2 separate regions of the Homo sapiens genome follow, and region 1 is linked to region 2. Evidence: chromatin contacts called from ENCODE Hi-C data. All regions are on one chromosome and are shown on one strand. The core of a region is the stretch at or near the end of the contact, and the rest is flanking DNA. Distances in the headings are between cores, read along the strand shown.

Region 1 (3,227 bases), core at 728-3,227, 3.2 Mb before region 2:
GTGCCAGGGCGAAGCAAAGAAAACAGCTCAACACCCTAAATGCAACCACCTTTTGTAACCCAGGAGTTGGGAGGGGGTGACTCATTTTGAACCTATAGTAAAAGCCAAACACACACCCCAAATAACCAAATAACCAGTTTGGTGCATCAAACTATGAAAAGCATACTACCAAGGCGTCCAGGAGGGAGGCACCGAGGCCTCCATGAGAGTACTAGGAGCAAAACAAGCAAACAGGAACACAGTGAGCTACATACCACCAGGGGCGGAGCCACAGAACCTTGCACAGCGGCAGGCGTGGAGTAGGCTCAATAAACATTTGTCAAATTAATCTGCATGAGAGATCTGGGACAACAAAGATGACTCCAAGTTTTTCAACCTGTATTAAGGAAACTGGTAGCGCCAGTATCCAAAATACAGCACACCGGTCTAAAAGGAAAGGCAAGCTCTTACGTGGATCTACTGGTAATACAGAGCCCAGAATTTAGAGGCTAGAACGGGCAAGAGGAAGGGCAGAGGGGCAAAGCATAAAGGATGTTATGAGTCATGCCGGTGGCTATGTAAGACCGCAAGAGGGAGCTGGGCGGGGTGGAACATGCAGAGGGCAGAAGAGGATCCAACGAAAAGGGCAGACGAGGAAGAGGAAAAGAACCAGAGAAGGTCTCAAGGAAGAAGCGGTCGGCCTTCCAGTGCTGGAGAGGTTAAGGAATGAGGCCCCGGAGGACACCTGGAGAAGGTGGCCCATAAATTAGAGGAGGTGCAAGGGGCAAAGGTATGGACTGCAGCCCAGTGGTTTAAGAAATTAAGGGCTTTAAGCTGAGGCAGTGTGAAGCCTAGCTCTGCCAAAAACTGGGAAGCTGGGCAGATTCCTTGACCTCCATGACCCTCGTTTTCCTCACTTGTGTGTGACATGGGCTGCCACGTCATATCATGGTATCTGACATTCTCCTGCCCTCAAAATAAAATCCAAACTCCTAATGGGCCTACTTCTCAGACCTCATATGGTGATCTCCGCACCCAAACACACCCACCTGCCTCCCACCCCAAGGGTCACAGGCTCCCTTTGTGTTCTCTCTACCTAGCACAAATGTCTGCATGGCTAGATCCTTCCTTCTTACACGGCTCACACAGAGAGGCCTTTCCTGACCACAACACTGCATGTCATTCCCACCTATCCTGTGGTCGGCTCGACCCAGGAACAAAGGTCCATGGCAGCAGAAACCTTGGGTTTGCCTGTTTTGCTCACTGCTCTCTCCAGTGTGGAGTTACGAAGAAATGAGCACATGCTGCTTTCACGACCCCTGGTACATGTAACCCATCTTCTGTACCAGCTCCAGGGGCCAGTGTTTGGCAGGTGTCTAGTAGCGGTGGGCCCCCTCAAACCTCACACTTATTTGCAGATTACGGGAGGCACTTGGCTGGCCGAGACTCACGATCAATGACTGCTTAGTAAATCCCGAGCCCCTGCCATGGATATCAAGGTCGCAGAACGAAGGTCCTACAACTTCCTGTCTACTTCCTCAGCTCCTTCCCCAAGTCCTGGATGTCAAAGCTGAACGCGCTGCACAGCGGGGCCTGCGGCCCTGGCCACGACTGCAGTGGCTACCCCGGGGCCACGCGCCATCCCTAGGCCCAGGGTTGGCAGCCTCGCCCCCCTCACCTCCCCCGTGTGCTTGCACAGGTGCGCGTCAAGCTTCCAGGCTTTGCTGTAATTGGCGCTGCAGTCAGGGAAGGAGCAGATGAACCTCCTGGGAAGCGCGGGGCGCGGCGGGGTCGGAGCTGAGCTCTCGCCGGCTGCAATGAACGCGTCGGCGATGGTCAAGGACGACACCGACTCGGCGACCACGGCCGGCGGATCCAGGGCGCCGGCGCCTCCAAGCCCAGGGCCAGGCGCGCTGCCACGTGCCGAGACACGTGCCGGGAACCGGCGCGCCCGGCCCACGGCTCCCTGCTGAACCTTCGCGCGACGCCGGCACACTTCCGGGAGCGCGCGCGGTCACCAGGCACCGCCCCGCGTCGGCGCCGCTGCTGCGCATGCTCCGGGAGATCGCGCATGCGCCAGGAGGCCCCGCCGCGGCTCGCGGCCCGTGCCCTGTCAGCCCTGGATGAGAGGCGGGGGTTTCTGCGTCCTCGGCAGAAGGCTGCTGCGTTTCACAGGCAACTCAAATCCCGAGGCACTGCTTAAATGGGGCTTGTTTCCCGTCCTCCAGTACACTCTGGAAAGCACTAGCCTTACATAATTTAAGTTAGCCTGTTGCCACATTACTAGTGTGACCTGTGTGGTTTCGTTTCTTTGCGTGCTTTACGTGCTTCTGCTGCAAGCCCCAGTTCAGAGGTTCCTAAGCTCAGATTCACGTGGAGAGCTTTACAAAATCCCGAAGCCTAGAGGATACTTGGACCACTTAAATCACAATTTCTGGGGGTAGGAAACAGGCATCAGTATTTTTGGAAACTTCCTAGGTGATTTCAATGCGCAGAAAAGTTTGGGAACCACTATCCTGGCACAGTAGTGCGCACCTGTAGTCCCAGGTACGCGGGCGAATCGCTTGAGCCCAGAGTGAGACCCCGAGCTCTAAAAGAATAAATACAGATGTCTCCCCATCCTACCCTTCCCCACCCCGGCAAACTGACCAGGTGGTTGGAAAAAAAAAAAAAAAAAAAGGAAAAGTTTGGGAACACTGCCCTAGAGCCTTGATGACCTACTTGAAACAAATCTCCAGGTGATTCAGTGCATATCAAAACCTGAGAAGCACTTTTGAGAGGCCTGAATGAATATGAGTATCTTAGTTTATGAGGACCACATGCCTAAAAAATGTCCTTGGATACAGATAACTGGCAGGATGACTTGGGGGATGTTCGCCAGATCCATATTTTTCACATCCTGCATTATTCCGAATCATTAAGCCCTTGTCGGAATGTGATGAACAGGTCCCTGCACAGCAGTGCAGTTCTGGAAACAAGCCAGGGCTTAACATCAGTGCTTATGAACTGAGTATTCCAGTTCATAAACACTCCTTTGCCTCAGTCTGCTCATCTTGAAAGTGGGAAAGTTGATAACGCCTGTGTCATCCTCCGTCTCAAGATAACGGGGCTGTGAGAGTGTCTATGCCTTGGGTCCACCTGTTGCTTTCTTCATTTGCCACTCTAGCCCCTGTCCATGGATGGGAGAATTCTACACTCATCCCTCCCACAACTCCGGAATTCTAAAATGGTTTCTCTTGCGCCAGTTC
Region 2 (3,197 bases), core at 84-2,583:
CAGTGCATAGAAAGGAAGGAGTTCCAGGACTGGGATGGAAATGCTAGAGATGGTCTATCATGTGAGTCTCACCACCCCTTGGGCTGCATCTCCCATGTGACAGCAGCTTTTATAATTAATGTACTGCTAATCTCTCTAGGCCAGAGATGCTGCTGAGAGATGGTTCCACTGCAATGCAAACCTGGTCCTCCATGGGGGTGGGACATCTGTCATGGGAAAAAGGTGGGCATAGTTACTATACCACACAGCAGGGCCAGCTTGGTCATCTGAATGGTTTGACCTGTGAAATCTCTGGTTGTGCTGTTAACTGATCTCGGGGTCCCCAGGAACAAAACAGATGAGTGATTCCACAAAGGTACCACAACATTGTGTAGGAGGAACTCTCCAGGGCTGGCAAGCAGAGCCCGACCTGAGCCACCATGACAGAGAAGACAAGGGAGGGCCCTCACTCAACTCCCAGACTCAGGCCTCTTGATGGAGCAGAGCCAGGGAGCCTCAGGGTAGGCATCCTACTACAAGTCTTCTTCCTAGCTTCTCAAAGAGAACTCCTACCATCAGCCTGGTGACTGTGTCCTCAGGACAGGGAAACTCCCGGCGGCAAATGTAAGCAATACTCTTCCCAAGCCTTTCTGAGTAGGAGAGATGGCTTTGGCAAGGCAAGGATTTAGCTCGTGCGCACTCCTGGTTAGGAGCTAATGGCCTGGCTGAATGGCCTGGAGGAATGTGGAAAGAACAAGATGGGCTGAGGATGGGTTTGGGGAAGGAGTATAACTGGCTACCTCAGAATACCCGCAGAGCATGAGATGATGTCCATCCTACATGAATCCTTATTGCAAGAGAGGCTAATCAATCATCATGTGGACATGCTGTCCCAATGTGCAGCTAGATGCCAGTCTTCCTTCCTAGTCATCTTGATACTTGCTCAGTGGGTTCATAAAAAGGAAAAAAAAAAAGAAGCAAGCAAGAAAAAGGCCATGGTGGCAAAAATGGATGCCAAGCCTGGGCTAAACCACAGGAAGTCTGGGCCTTCCCCTCAACAAAGCTGATGATACGGTTCCCCGCAGGAACCAGACAGCCCCTTGCGGAAAGCTGATTGCAGTGGGGCCTTTTCATAATAGAGGGGGTGGTGATTTGTCCCTACTGGAAGGGCCACTTATGCTGGGCTTGGATTTGTTTTCCTGCACTCTGTGGATCCTCTAGAAGGCCCCTATCCTGTCGCAGCATCTCACACGCCATCCAGGCCCAGAACGTCACAGAGAAGGAAGCACATGACCCCATCACACCCAATAACAACCAAATAAAAATGAAGTTACAGAGGCAGCTGGGAGACACACCCAGAAGTTGCCATACTGCCCTGGATGGGACGCAAGCTCTGAAGCAGTGACTAATTTGGAGAGGCTGGCCCACAGCAGAAGATGCAGGGCCGGAAACCAAGGGTAAACATAGAAGCGGCTTCTTAGGATTACTTAATAATATACTTGCAAAATGTTTTCTTCCCACCTAGGAACTCTGCTCTGTTGAAACTGAATTTAGTGCCCAAGGGAGAAGTACTTCCTCCAGAGTTCACAGTCCTGGCCACAGTGAATCAGAACCAAGGCTGGCCATTTTTGCCTCTTCGTACCACTGGGAAAATGAGCACCCACGGAAAATGGGGATGGCTTTTGTGGTCACTGCTACCATATTTCTCAAATGGACTAATGCAATCGCCTTCAAATCAATCTCCATTCCTCTTCCTTTCCCCCCACAAACTGCCCTCCCTCTCTAAGCATAAACCGGAACATAATATGCTCCTGCTGCCAATGGCTTCACACCACACTTAGAACAAGCTCAGCCTCCTCATGACCTGCAGAGCCCTTTCCAGCCTCAGCCCACCTCCCAGCCTGCAACATCCTCGTCTGCCTCTTGCTCCCTGAGCTCCTGTCACTGTGGCCTCCTTGCTGAACCTCAGACACATCATGTTTCCTGCCTGTCTTTGGGCTTCTGGTGCTCCTTCGGCTAGGACTTCTCCTCCCTCGGATCTCTGCCTCACTGCCTCCTACTCACCTGTCCCCAGCGTCACCTCCTTGGAGAGGAGGCTATCTCCCCCACCTGCTCCTACTCCTCACATTACCCAAAGTCATCTTCTGCAGGGCCGTCACTGGTGCCTTGGTGCATCCTACATATTGACTTATGGAATCTGTTCAAATGCTGAAATGTAAACTTTGCATGACGTTTTATTCTCCACAGCATCCCAAATTCTCTATTTCCTTCCTTTCCCTGCCTTGCCATTCTGGTAGGGATGTGTTGCTTAAATCTGCCTCTAGTTAATCAACGCTGAAGAGGCACTGCATGGAACTGGAGGACTAGTTATCCTAAGAGGTCCTAGACTTGGAGGTGTCTGCTGCCACTGATGAGGATCTGGGTGTCTCCTTCTAGGGAAGAGAGAGAGGGTTCATGGAACAGGTGCATCCTGTTCATTAGAGTGTCATTAGAATAACACTCTTTGGAAATGAATGCTCTCTATCCTGTTTTATTTTTCTTTATAGTACTGTCTGCTCTGTTAAATACTTACTTGGCCTGTCTTCACATATAGAAGGCAAGGGTCCCTGGAGACAGACACCCCACCCTTCTTCCTGTTCCAGTACCACCAGGTGGTGGACATATCACCTAAGCTCGGACAGCTGAATCTTCCATCCTGGGACCTGAACCCCTGGGTGAGTGACAGAAAGACAGTCACTAACTCCTAATAAGTTAACTCCTTATTATAACTCCTCCCCAAATAAGTATACACTTCTTCAAGATAGGGTCTTTAATTAAATGTTTTGTATTTTCAAAGCGCTCACTGGATACCCAGATAAAGTGCTCACTGGATACCTCACTAGCTCCTGGGACAGTGCCATGGCCAGTCTCCCATCACACACCTTCCGGTGGCTCCTCCACTCCCAGGAGTGAGCCTGGATGCCATCCCTTCCCTAGCCTGGTTCCCCAGCCATCCCATCAATTCTGGGCACACCTGGCCCCCTTCCAATAAATTCCCTTTTTGCTTAAGACAGCCAGAGTTAGGTTTTGTTGCTTTTCGACAAAAGAACGCTAAAATTAAAACATTTTTAACATAACAACAAAAACCAGTGTTACAGAAAGCAGGGAAAGGCTGTGTGTACACAGGTACGGGGTGGGAGGAGAAGTGCTCTACATTCCTACCACCCTAACAATGCTAC

Evidence for each region. A loop is a pair of places that touch in the nucleus more often than their neighbours do. Pooled maps may share reads with other maps.
Region 1: a map of CD4-positive, alpha-beta memory T cell shows a loop between it and region 2 (15-fold over the local background). The contact joins the promoter of GTF3A here to the promoter of SPATA13-AS1 in region 2. A Hi-C loop is called at or near these places in 2 of 168 maps with a recorded cell type or tissue (CD4-positive, alpha-beta memory T cell and naive thymus-derived CD4-positive, alpha-beta T cell) and 4 of 50 pooled maps.

Annotation. Positions count from the first base shown.
Region 1 is chr13:27,423,369-27,426,595 of GRCh38, reverse strand. It overlaps GTF3A (general transcription factor IIIA), which reads right to left and starts at 1,977. Exons shown (of 9, transcript NM_002097.3): 1 at 1,658-1,977. The coding sequence starts at 1,858. RefSeq lists enhancers at 303-522, 1,473-1,542 and silencers at 1,633-1,712, 1,813-1,872, 1,883-2,152.
Region 2 is chr13:24,252,575-24,255,771 of GRCh38, reverse strand. It overlaps SPATA13-AS1 (SPATA13 antisense RNA 1), which reads left to right and starts at 1,333. Exons shown (of 3, transcript NR_046531.1): 1 at 1,333-1,436; 2 at 2,573-2,693; 3 at 2,816-3,023. The region is part of intron 4 of SPATA13 (spermatogenesis associated 13); the gene reads right to left.